Linked DNA regions of Mus musculus: region 1 is linked to region 2. Evidence: chromatin contacts called from ENCODE Hi-C data. All regions are on one chromosome and are shown on one strand. Each heading gives the region's core, a stretch centred on a gene start or an enhancer-like site at or near the end of the contact. The rest is flanking DNA. Distances are from core to core; before and after follow the strand shown. Region 1 overlaps Ell (elongation factor RNA polymerase II). Region 2 overlaps Crtc1 (CREB regulated transcription coactivator 1).

What was found. Hi-C counts contacts between places; a loop is a spot of excess contacts on that map.
Region 1: a loop to region 2 is called in a map of v-Abl transformed pro-B cells, with 2.3 times the contacts of the local background. The contact joins two enhancer-like sites. A Hi-C loop is called at or near these places in 3 of 37 maps with a recorded cell type or tissue (T-helper 1 cell, adrenal gland and v-Abl transformed pro-B cells).

What each region holds. Positions count from the first base shown.
Region 1 is chr8:70,583,979-70,590,442 of GRCm38, reverse strand. Ell (elongation factor RNA polymerase II) reads right to left here. Exons shown (of 12, transcript NM_007924.2): 6 at 6,447-6,464; 7 at 5,208-5,286; 8 at 4,415-4,889. Among named protein-coding and RNA genes, the nearest start is that of Isyna1, 7.3 kb to the left of the region's middle. Within about 2 kb of position 5,007, at least 1 of the 3 ENCODE cell types and tissues checked has a DNase peak (open chromatin) inside an H3K27ac peak, as active enhancers do.
Region 2 is chr8:70,406,058-70,411,777 of GRCm38, reverse strand. Crtc1 (CREB regulated transcription coactivator 1) reads left to right here. Exons shown (of 14, transcript NM_001004062.2): 2 at 2,767-2,883; 3 at 5,563-5,700. Among named protein-coding and RNA genes, the nearest start is that of Crtc1, 31 kb to the left of the region's middle. Within about 2 kb of position 2,202, at least 1 of the 3 ENCODE cell types and tissues checked has a DNase peak (open chromatin) inside an H3K27ac peak, as active enhancers do.

The DNA.
Region 1 (6,464 bases), core at 3,758-6,257, 180 kb before region 2:
GGCAGTAGACCATGCACCAAGACCAGCTGGTTACAATGGGAAGGCACTGTCCAGCCCGCAGCCACACAGCCCAGTTATGCTGTCTCCAAGGGCTCTCCTGGAGGCCCAAAGAACTCGCCCAGTGTCTGGCTGTGTAGGGCATCAGCACTGGGCTGAACACAAACCCCAGCTACCCAGATAAAAGGCAGATGGTGAAACCTCTGGTGACAGATAGATTGCAGACTTTGCTGGCACTACTTTTTTTGTTTGTTGTTTTTTGCGAGACAGGGTTTCTCTGTGTAGCCCTGGCTGTCCTGGAACTCACTCTGTAGACCAGGCTGTCCTTGAACTCGGAAATCCGCCTGCCTCCCAAGTGCTGGGATTAAAGGTGTGTACCACCACGCCCAGCGCGCCCCCCCCAGGGTTTCTCTGTGTAGCCCTGGCTGTCCTCGAACTCAGAAATCTGCCTGCTTCTGCCTCCCGAGCGCTGGGATTAAAGGCGTGCGCCATCACTGCCTGGCTGGCACTGCTTTTCACTTGAGGCCCCAGTCAGATCCTACTGTCCTTTGCATGGCACACACCGCAGGAGGGCTCCTCCACATGACCTCCCTGACCAAACATAGCACTAGGAACAGCCGGAGCATAAGAAGGTCAAGCAAGGTATAAGGCAGGTCTGGGCTGGGGCTGCCGGCCAGGTAGAGCGCCACTTTCCAGTCATTTAACTCATCTGCCTCTCTGAAACAGTCTCACTCTGAGCCTGGACTACCTGTATCTCTATGCTGGCTTGCTGCTTCCCTCAGTAGTAGCTTTGAGGTCCTCACACACCCTGTCCCCAATCAAATCCTCTTAGCCTAACCCACTCCTGCTTCAAGGCCCCACCTCACCGTGTCAGTCTACAAAGCTGTTGGCTCAGTGGCAGGTGTTCACGGAGTATGAGACCTGGGGCCTGTCACCGGCAATGCAAAAAACTAAACACCAACACCAAAGGTTGGGAAACCTGCACCCTGGAGCTGATCTAGCTAAGAATGGTTCCACAGATGTGGGGGGTGGGGAGTGGGGTAGGGGGTCAGGACCAGGCTGAGGAGCCACTGAGCATGAGCAGATCATCCCATGGGCTGGGCCTGGATGGAAGGAAGAGAGTGTCCTGTGTGGCCCAAACATCCTGCCTAAGAATGTGGGGACCAGGTGGCCACTGACCACACAGGGAACACACTGACCACACAGTTCTAACACAGGGAACCCATTTGTGTCTGGGATCTGTCACATTCAGGGGTGTGTGCTATCCCTGGGATCTGTCATTGAGCTGACTAGCTGGGGTAAGGCTGTGTAATTGTGTGTTCCTGTGTGCTCTTATGTGTTCCCAAGACCCTCTAAAGTGTCCTCTGTCAGACAAAGCCCTCCTAGCAGCTTTGTGGTAGCTAAACCTCTTGCAGATAGCAACGGGGAAGGTGTGGCAGCAGAGCTCACAGTGGCCCCACCAGCCCCTGAAGGTCTTACAGCCACCTCAGCCACATGCAGCCACCTCTTCCACTAAGCAACTTCTAAGTGACTGTGGGTGCCAGGGGCACATCTAGTCATAGGTGTTGAGATGGTTTGTATATATAAGACTTGCCTTGGTTATGGTGTCTGTTCACAGCAGTAAAACCCTAACTAAGACAGAAGTTGGTGCCAGGGACTGGGGTATTGCTGTGATAGGCCTGACCATACTTTTGTTTGGAAAAATGTAGGTTTGGGGATTTTAGATTTGGAAAGCAGTGGAATGTTTTAAATGGGGCTTAATGGGCCATCCTAGTAGGGATATGGAAGACTAAGAGTAATTTGAACTGTGCAGACCTGGTCCAAGAGGTCTCAGAAGAAAAAAATTTCAGTATGTGGTATAGAGATTGTTTTTGTGGTATTTTGGTGAAGAATGTGGCTGCTTTTTGCCCTTGTCTGAAGAGTACCTGAGGTAAAGAGATTTATGTTAACTGCATTGACAAACGAAGTCTCAGAAACACCCAGTGGAGACTGAGTTCTCTGGTTAAGACTTTTTTTTTTTTTTTAATTTTGGTTTCTTGAGACAGGGTTTCTCTGTGTAGCCTTGGCTGTTCTGGAACTCACTCTGTAGACCAGGCTGGCCTCAAACTCAGAAATCCGCCTGCCTCTGCCTCCCAAGTGCTGGGAGTAAAGGCGTGCGCCACCACTGCCTGGCTTGGTTAAGTCTCTTGAAGAGCATTTTGAACAAGTGTAGCAAGCTTAGAAAGGAGAAATAGAAGATATATGGTTTGAGTATTAAGGGGGCATGAGGAAGTGAAATGTGGTGAATCCTGTGTTCTAGGAGATAGCAGATTAAGGGAGTGGGACTTTGGGGTAAGATACTACAAAGCTAAATTTAGATCCAGGCATGGTGGTACACACCTTTAATTCCAGGAGACCGGCATGCAGATCTCTGAGTTCAAGGTCAATCTACAGAGCTAGTTCCAGGACAGCCAATCTTAGGCAGTGAAGGAGTTGGAAAACAGAAAGCTGGTGATAATGTGATAGAAGGGGGCCATGTTCTAGCTCCTGCAAGCAGCAGAACTCAACAGCAGCTTTGGCCATGTGGCTCTGGCTTTAGAGACAAGAATAGAAGGAACTACTGGGATAATTGATGCTGCTTAGCTGGAACTAAGAAATTAGTGGTGATTAATAAGACACCAGCATTACTGAGGTAAAATCTGGGAAGTGTTTTGTGAGAGCACAAAGAAGCTGTGTTCCAGAGATGGCCAAGGTTGTACCTTGTGCTGCAGCTGTACTTGGTAATGTGTAAGAGTCGCCTAGGTGGTACTGGTTCTGAAGGCATAAAGGGATTATGAAGAGCAGCTGAGGCTCAGCACTGTGAAAATGCAGCCTCAGTTGCAGTTGACAGCCCAGGACTGAAGGGGTCAATGCAAAGGATTTGAAGCTTGGTACCACAAGGAGCACCTATGAGAGGCTACTGGTGAAGCCTAGGTGCAGCGGAAGACCCCAGTGTACTGGAGATCCAGCAGTGGAGTGGATCAACCTAAGTTTAGAGTGCTACAGAGGGAAGAGCTGGAGAAGTCCAGATCATGTGTGGATCCCAGACATTGAAACAAGCTGTAACACTGAAGCTGCCTTGGAGAGCCCAAGATTTTCGAGATGTCAGAGCCGTGGGCTATCTGCTGAGGAAAACTGCTAACAGGGAGTGGGACCAGCCCAGGAGAAGGAAGTTTGTTGCAGTCAACAAAGATGAAAAGGAGTTGGAGATCTGAAGACTGCTTTGACATCAGACATGGAGATGCAGAGTTTGGAGTTTGTCCATCTGGTTTCCTGTCTTAATTCAGGGATTACAGTTATGTGATTGGATGGAGCTCAGAAGAGACTTTGAACTTTTCTTGTTAAAAAGATTTATTTATTTTACATATGTGAGTACACTGTCACTGTCTTCAGACACATCAGAAGAGGGCATCAGATCCCATTATAGATGGTTGTGAGCCATCATGTTGCTGGGAATTGAACTCAGGACCCTGGAAGAGCAGTCAGTGCTCTTAACCACTGAGCCACCTCTCCAGCTTGACTTTTAACATTGTTGAGACTGCTATAGACTATGGGGACTTTTGAAGTTGGACTAAATGTACTTTTTTATTGTGCTATGTTTAGGAATGGCCCCCATAGACTCATGTATTTAAACATGCCTATGGGGGCCTGGGAGTGGAATGTGATGGTTCTTATATGCTTGGCCCTGGTGAGTGGGCTTAAGACTCTCATCCTAGCTACCAGGAAGTCAGTATTCTGCTAGCAGCCTTCAGATGAAGATGTAGAACTCTCAGTTTCTTCTGCACTATGCCTGCCTAGATGCTGCCATGTTCCTGCATTGAATATAATAGACTGAACCTCTGAACCTGTAAGCCAGCCTCAATTAAATACTGTCCTTTTTAAGAGTTGCCTTGGTCATGGCATCTGTTCACAGCAGTAACATCCTAACTAAGATAGGTGTCAAGAGATTAGGACTAAAGGGCATAGCAAGCACAGGGTTGCGACACCAGATCCATGCTCTCACTATACTATGGACAGAGGATTGTTCTCAAGGCCTTCTGATCACAGGGTACCTCACGCGTCCTGCTGTGTGAGGAGCCACAGAGATAGATGTCTCATTTCTCAGTGTCCTCCGGTCCCAGAAACCTTTGCTCCCTGGGCTCAGTGTACCTACCTGTGCCTTGGCCTGGATATATCCCTGCATACAGCTGTTCTCTTTACTCTCCCTCTGCCTCTCTGGCTCAGGGCATCTCAGTACTCCCTGAAAGCGCTGCATTCCATGTTACCTATCTGAGTGTTTCAGCTCCTAGCCCCAAGCACTGAGTAGTAGGCTGGTGGCCTGCCATGGTGGCCCCAAGTCCTGACCCCAGTAGTGGTCTCACATCCCACATATTAGAGGAAACAACCAAGTGGCACTCACCTGGGGCATCTGGCGGTAGTGCAGGGGCAGTAGGTGCATCAGGCTGTGGGGCGGGGGGCCTTTCTTCAGGGGGCCGCTCCTTGTCTTTGTGCTTCTTGGACTTCTTCTTGGGTCGGCTGTGGGTGTGTGAGGAGCTAGTAGGTTGCTCAGCCTGAGGAAAGTCCGTCAGCAGGGGAAGACCAAGATGGGGTGCTGGAGCTGGGGTGGCTTCCTGGTGCTTGTAGTCCTGGGTACTGTGACCTAGGTCATTACTGACATCAGCTAGGGGGTCGTGGGTCCTTGGGGGCTCCAGCCGTGGGGGCAGATGGCTAGAGCTGAGGGTGTCTGATGGGGTGGGTCCTGGAGCAGGCAGCAGTGTCTCATGGCCATTGGGGGCACCCAGTTTGCCATTGAGGGTGGGTTGTGCTCGCTGTGTGAAATGTGAGATCCGGGGCTTCTTGCTGGCCAGGGGGTCAATGAAGTCTGTAGGCCGTTTCTGAAAAGCCATGGGGACTAGGCTGAGCAGAGAAGTATGTGGGAACTAGTAGCCACCTGCAGGGCCTGCTGTGGCCACACAGGGGCGCCGGCACACAGCTGGCCACACATACAAGAGAAGCAGCACCCAGACAGAGAAGAAAAGAAGGCCCTGACTGGGCAGTGAAGGTGCCTGAGGCACACGCCTCAGAAAGACACTCCCAGCCCCAAAGACAGCAAGTCCCCCCAAAGAGCGTGGCTCAGGCAGTGGACACTGGTTACAAAGGGCTGTGGTGTACCAGTGAGGACCCCACACTCAACCACCCCCCCAGGCAAGTACCTGAGAGGGTGAGGCAGAGCGTCCATGCTCTCGGGGCGGGCTGGAGTCTGTAGTGGCATTCTGTGGCTGACACAGCTTCCTGCAGAGGAGTGGTAGAGGCACTATGGTGGCACTGCCACTGTGCCCCGGGACTATGTCTGCACAGAGAGGGCCAGGTTCTCAGAACCCAAGCTGTGTTGTACACAGGGCAGCTGCTAAGCAGAGCCCATGTGGTGCTCAGAGAGGACTCCCACTCTGCCATGCTGAGGCGCAGGCAGCTAGTGCCTGGGCTTGCCAATGAGAGGGAGAATTGCAGGTCAAATATGAACACATACCTTGCCTACAGCACATCAGGACTCCACCAGCACAAGGCCATTCTGTGTGTCAGTGGTGACCTTGTGTGTGGTCCCTTCCTCCCACCCTGATCTGGCCCCGAGTACCCAATGGCTCATCACTCATAACGGGTCACGGCATCAGTGGTGGTAACTAGCCCAGGCATGCTGGCCCTGTACACCCGTGCTTGTGGAGCAGTGACAGGCCTTATGTGGACACCTCCAGCACTTGGGTATAGGTGACCCTGACAATGGGCACACACTTGTCAGCCCAGCACTACTGGAAGGTGGAGACAGAAGATGGGCAGGAGTTAAGGCCTGTACTGTCTCTGTAAGACAAGACACTGACCCAAAAAAAAAAAAAGAAGCCAGGCATGGTGACACACACCTTTAATCCTAGTACTCAGGAGGCAGAGGCAGGCTGATCTCTGAGTTAGAGGCTAGCCTGGTTAACAAAATGAGTTCTAGGACAGCCAGGGCTACACAGAGAAACCCTATCAGGGACTGTCAGGGAAAAAGAAAGAGAAAAGCAAGTAAGCTGGCTGTAGTGCCCAGGAGCCTGTGCCAGGCAGCGAGCGCCTAGGCTCTTGCCATCATGTGCCCTCTCCACCTCCAAGCACGTGGAACCCCCAGGCTCTGGCCTAGGCACAGGTTGGAGATGAGCCCAGAACTCGGTGGTGCCAACTGAACTTGAGGAATCACTAGCAATCTCGGCGAGCAGCTCTGCTCACAGCACCAGCACCCAGGGGGAGTGGGCAATTACTGTGCTGCTCCCTTGGAGTCTACCTCACACTCTGTGGACACCAGAGGCTCGTGGGAAGCCATGGGGACATGGACAGGACACCCTGGCACAGAGGAGATGCACAGTTGGCTGGGGACAGCCATAACTGTGAGCCGTCTGGCAGGCTGAGGCCAGTGCGTGCCTTACCGCATGAGCATGCGCTTC
Region 2 (5,720 bases), core at 953-3,452:
AGAGCCTGCCTGGTCAGCTATGGATCCACCAGCTTGCACAGCCCATCTTTCATCCTTGTTGCAGAGACCAAGTCTTGATAACAAGCGTTGGGTGCTCCTGAAATTAGAGGAACAGCTCTGGAAAGTCAGCCCTGATAGGGCAGGGCACCACCCCGCCTGCTAGCCCTTGTGCACCTGGGTTTTGAGTTTTTGTTTCATAGCTGGCTGGCCCACCTGTGCTCAATCTTTGAGGCTCTTAGGTGGCTTAGCACATTGGGGTTGGGTTGGCGAGTTTTTCCCCTGGTATCGTTGCTGTTGCTCTAAAGGGGGAGCTATGGTGCTTCCCATCACTGTGGAGAGGGCCTGGCCTTGGCCTGCTGTTCACTTCACATGCAGACTACCAGGTGTCCCCATGGAGGTTAAACTAACAGAAATCCTCCACTCCTCTAGTAACTTGCCTTAAATTTTCCTGCTTCATACAGCTGTTAGGGTCTCATGTAGCCAAGACTGGTTGTCCTGGCTGGTTTTATGTCAACTTAACACAAGCTGCCGTCATTAGAGAGCAGGAAGCCTCAGTTGAGAAAAATGCCTCCATACGACTGAGCTGTAAGCACACCTATAGGGCATTTCCTGATCAATGGGGGAGGGCCCAGCCCACTGTGGGTGGTGCCATCCCTGGGCTGATGGTCCTGGGTTCTGTAAGAAAGCAGGCTGAGCAAGCCATGGAGAGCAAGCCAGTAAGCAGCACCCACCCCTCCCTGGCCTCTGCATCAGCTCCTGCCTCCAGGTTCCTGCCCTGTGGGAGTCCTGTCCTGATTTCCTTCAGTGATGTACTACAATGTGGACATGTAAACCGAATAAACCTTTTCCTCCCCAGTTTGATTTTGGTCATAGTGTTTCATCACAGTAACAGAAACCCTAAGACCCTGGCCTTGACCTCCTGCCCTTCCTGCTTCAGCCCCCATCCTGAGTGCTAGAATGACATGTATGAATTGTGACCTGCCACAGTTGTACTCTGTCAGGGTGGACATGCTGAAGGCCTCCAAGTCACCTGGGGACAAGGGGTACAGGCTGGACCTCTGTTTCCTGTGCAGCTCTGTGTGTCACCCAAGATGAGCTTGGCTGCTCCGGGGCCTATGTAGTCCCCACCACACCAGCCTGGATGCAGGGCAGCTGCAAGGCCTAGGGTGCTGAGCAAGGTGGTGACAGCCTGGATGCAGGACAGTGAGCTTTGTGCAGCCTGGGAGCCCGGAGTATTCTACAGTCAGATCTAGTTCTGAGGTTCACCCCCTAACACCAGCCTTCCTTTGTTCCCACACATGGCAGTGAGCCCAATGGCCCTGGTGTGCACTGCCCTGATCCCCAGTCTCCAAGAACCTGTGGCTCTGTCCACCCATGGAGAACCATCTGTGGACACAAATTCTGGGCACTGTCATTTCTGTCAGCACAGCACTGGTAGATCGCAGACCCACCTGTGCGACTCGCATAGCCCTGGACACAGAGGTCAAAAGGCACTGTGTGGACCTCACACAAGAAGCATCCGTACTCTGGCTTGGTTTTGTTTGTTTGTTGTGGTTTTTTGTTTTGTTCTTGGTTTGGTTTGGTTTGGTTTGGTTTGGTTTTTTCGAGACAGGGTTTCTCTGTGTAGCCCTGGCTGTCCTGGAACTCACTCTGTAGACCAGGCTGGCCTCAAACTCAGAAATCCGCCTGCTTCTGCCTCCCGAGTGCTGGGATTAAAGGCGTCCACCACCACTGCCCGGCTTTGATTTATTTTTTTTAATTACAGTTACTTGTTGGGTGAAATCCCACACAAAGTGTATGTTGAGGTCTGAGGACAAGTTGCAGGAATCAGTTCTTTCTGGGACTCAAGGATTGAACTCAGGTTGTCATGCTTGGTTTAAGCGCCTTTTCTTGCTGAGCCTCTTTGCCAGCCACTTTCTGTATTTCATAGCTGCTGGGAGAGACTCAGTGGGGAACTTGTGGGTGGGACCAGCTGGCATCCACTGAGAACACAGGGACCTCCCAGTACAGACGCAGCAGAGGTACCCTAAGCACCAGGCCCGTTCATCTTCCTCTGGCCTCCACTGTAGCTCGCAGGAAACAGCTGTTTACCTGGGCGAGGTGCTTGGCCGGGCGTGCAGCCAGTTGGAGCTCTGCTTCCCCCTTTGGTGTCCAAGGCCTCCCCAGGAAGCAGGGCTGGCGTGGAATAGAGGTGGGAAGGCTGGGCTGCCAGGAGTCGTTTGTGAGAACTGAGAACCAGCCCCTGTTGTGTACACAGTACCAGACCCTAGCAACCACCAGGCCCAGCCAGAGCAGACAACGCTTTCCTGTGTGACTGACCACACTGAAGTGGGCACTGAGGACCCTGTTCAGTGAGAGAAATGGGCTATTCCCCCAAATTAAACATCTGCCATTGTCCCCTACAATTCACAGATGTCAGCTTCAGAGTCCCAGGGAGCTCGGGGGCCAGCTTAGGCTGAGGCAGGATCCCCAAGTGCTTAGACTGAGGCCAGGGCATCAGGCAGGCAGTCGGTGCACATTTTGAGTCCATAACCAGTTTCCCAGTTGAAAGGCCGGCTCCGCAGCTTCTTGGTGAGGAGCTCCCAGGGTGCGCTGTCTCGCTTAGGGAGGCGTCCAGGGCACTGGGTTTCGCCTTTTGCAGAGTCTCGAGCAAAGGGACATAGTAGTCCCTGGATCCTACCAGCTAAACCCTCTGGGCGCTCCATGGGGTGTACTGAGAGTGTGTCCCCTTCAGCATGGTGACAGCTGGTGGCTTTGCTTTTCCAGCTTCAGCTGCAGAAGTCCCAGTACCTGCAGCTGGGCCCCAGCCGTGGCCAGTACTACGGTGGGTCCCTGCCCAACGTGAACCAGATTGGAAGCAGCAGCGTGGACCTGGCCTTCCAGGTGAGCCCCGCCCCAGCTCGTTCCCCTTCTAGGGGATATTCCAGGTTTTCCCGTCTCAAGTGTGTCCCATCCATTCTGGAACCCACTCCAGCTACAGACTCCAGAGACAGCTGGTTGGCCCACAGGAGATGGGCCATGCCCCCCCCCCAAATTAAGCATCTGCCATTGTCCCCTGCAATTCACAGAGGCCAGCTTCCCACCCCTAAACACTCCTCTAGGTCTCCTGGGGCCCAGGAGAGGGGAGCAGCCCAGCCAGCTTCCCTGAGCTCCAGCCTCCTGGAGTCAGCACCCCCACACCCCAGCCACTCCCAGCACTCAGCAGCTGCTGCACCTGCCAGCAGGCTGGGAGGCCCTGAGAAGAGCTCGGGGCCTTGGGGGCTTGGCTCCAGCCGCCTCACTGATCTGCAAGCCCAGCAGTTCTCAGAAGGAAGCCCCTGCCGCCTGACCCCACTTGTCTGCAGACAGTTCTTGGCAGAGCCGCACACCCTGCATGGCTCCCTCAGGCCACAAGCTGCTGTCAAAATAATAAGGGCTGGTGTCTTCTCCCTAGACCCCAGTCTTCAGGAGAAGCGGGAGGAGGGAGGTGTGCCGACAGGGCCCTCGGCCATCATATACCGCGCTACCAAGGGTCTGAGAACAACCCTTTCCCAGAGAGCTAACGGGCTCCCGAGTCATCCTCGGCCTTTCCCTGGCTGCATGATGATGTGAACTGCTGGGTTAGGCAGCCCGGGCCTGGGTGTGCTTGGGGCTGCTAGTTCTTCGGACTTCACCCTGTGGAGTGAGTTCCAGGCCTCAGTGGCATACTGAAGTCACTGGCACTCTGTGGCAGAGGACCTCCAGTACCTGAGCACCCCAGCACCCCCTCATTTAACCCTGTGTGGGTATCCCGGTGAACTCCTCAGTCCTAGGGCACAGGGACCCTACTGAGCCTGTTTGCCCAAAGTGCAAATGGGCACCTAATGGTTCAGAGTGTTGGGTTTTTGCATGTTTAGTGCAGTGAGTTTTAGGGGTAGCTCTGGCTGCAGCTCAATGTTTCTGGAAACAGCCCCAGACTCAGGTTGTTCTCACTGGGAACCAGCCTGGAAGACATTGAGCCATATGTCAGCACTGGGTGGCCTACAATTGTCCCTGTGGCTCTCTGGGATGAGCTCTTCCATCTACCTACCTGAGGTGAACCTGCCTCAATGTCTCCATCTTGGGAAGTATGTATAGGTGCCATTCAAAGTTCATTCAGGACCCTTGAGGTCCTTCCTGGACAGATGTCATGTGCATATATCCTGGTGTATGTTACAGCAGAATCTAAGAATGTGCCCCAAGCTGCATGAGCCAAGCCCCCAAGCATGTACATTCCCAAGTGCTGGATCCCAGATAGGGCTGGAGAGCTGGGAGTGGCTTGGAGAAGTGGGTGGGGATTGGAAGGCTGGGTAGGGTCTAGAAGGCTATGGGGTCTGTGTGCAGGGTAGGTCTTGGTTGTTGATGGGGGCAGAAAGATGGGAGGAGCCTGATGGCAGGGGCAGCTTCCTCGGTTTCCCTTCTAAATGTCTCAGAGAGATGACTGACTCTACCCTCCATAGGCCCTGATGGTGAGGTTCATGGCCAGCTTTCCGGTTCATTGCCTTTCTATGGGAAAAAAATGTAGAAAAGTCTGAGTTTGAGGCCAGCCTATTCTACAGTGTGAGTTCCAGGACAGCCAAAAAACAAACAAAAACAAAAAAGTAGAAAAACACAAAATCAGCAGGGACTTGTTGGTCACAGAGAGATTTGGCAGTGGCCACTCAGACAGCCTTGGAGGCAAACAGAAAAAGAAGTGGCCGGGCCATTTCAGCCACCACTGGGTTTCCTGAAAGGGAAATCTGTTTAAATATCAGAATGGCTTTTGCTTTCTACCTGGGGGACAGAAGGGCCCAGGGCCTAGATAGCCAAGCAGGCTTGGGGACAAGTCATGCCCAAGGTTAGCACAGGCAACTGAGTTCATCCTAACACGGTGACAGGCTCCTGGCAGCCTTGGGGACTCCGAGGCTCGACCTGAACCTTATGCCAACCCAGGTGCTGGTAAGAAGCCCCATCGAAGCCATGCCACAGACCCAGAAGGCGTCTGTTTTTGGCTCTCAGGCACCTGGCTGAGATGCTGGGGGTGGGAGCAAGAGAGGAGACAGGAGAGGGGGCCACAGCTCAATCCAGAGCAGTTCTGGGCTCTGCCTTGATCCTCTTGGGAACAAGCCCTGGGCCAGGTGGGCCCCACAGCAGCTCTCAGGCTTCACGCCCTGGGGGCCTCTCTTGGCAGGCCCCTGCAGAGATGACGTAGGTGGGGACAGGAGGCCAGCCAGGCCTGGAGAGAGAGGGCGGAGGCCTGTCTGCACCTGGCCAGCTGGAGAGCTGTTCAGTCATCTGTACCCGGCACCCAGGCAAAGCTTGTACCGCCCTACCTGGCCCGAGCATGCAGGCTGGACTGCATGTCTCCTGCCCCTTCTGGGATAGCACTGCTGGCTTTTGCACCCCAGCCCCATGGCTCAGCAGGAGCTGGGGCTGCCAGAGATACCTATGGAGTAGAGTTTAAGTGTATCCCCAGAGCAGAGATCTCCAAGGGTAGAGCTAGGGGAACCTGAAGCTGCAGCCGGTAACCTGTAAGATCGCTGTCTCCTTTCTGAACCTCTGTTCCTGACCCATTCTCTTCCCCAGACCCCATTTCAGTCCTCAGGCCTGGACACGAGTCGGACCACACGACATCATGGGCTTGTGGACAGAGTATATCGTGAGCGTGGCAGACTTGGCTCCCCGCACCGTCGACCCCTGTCAGTAGACAAGCATGGGCGACAGATATCCTTTTTGCAGAGGAT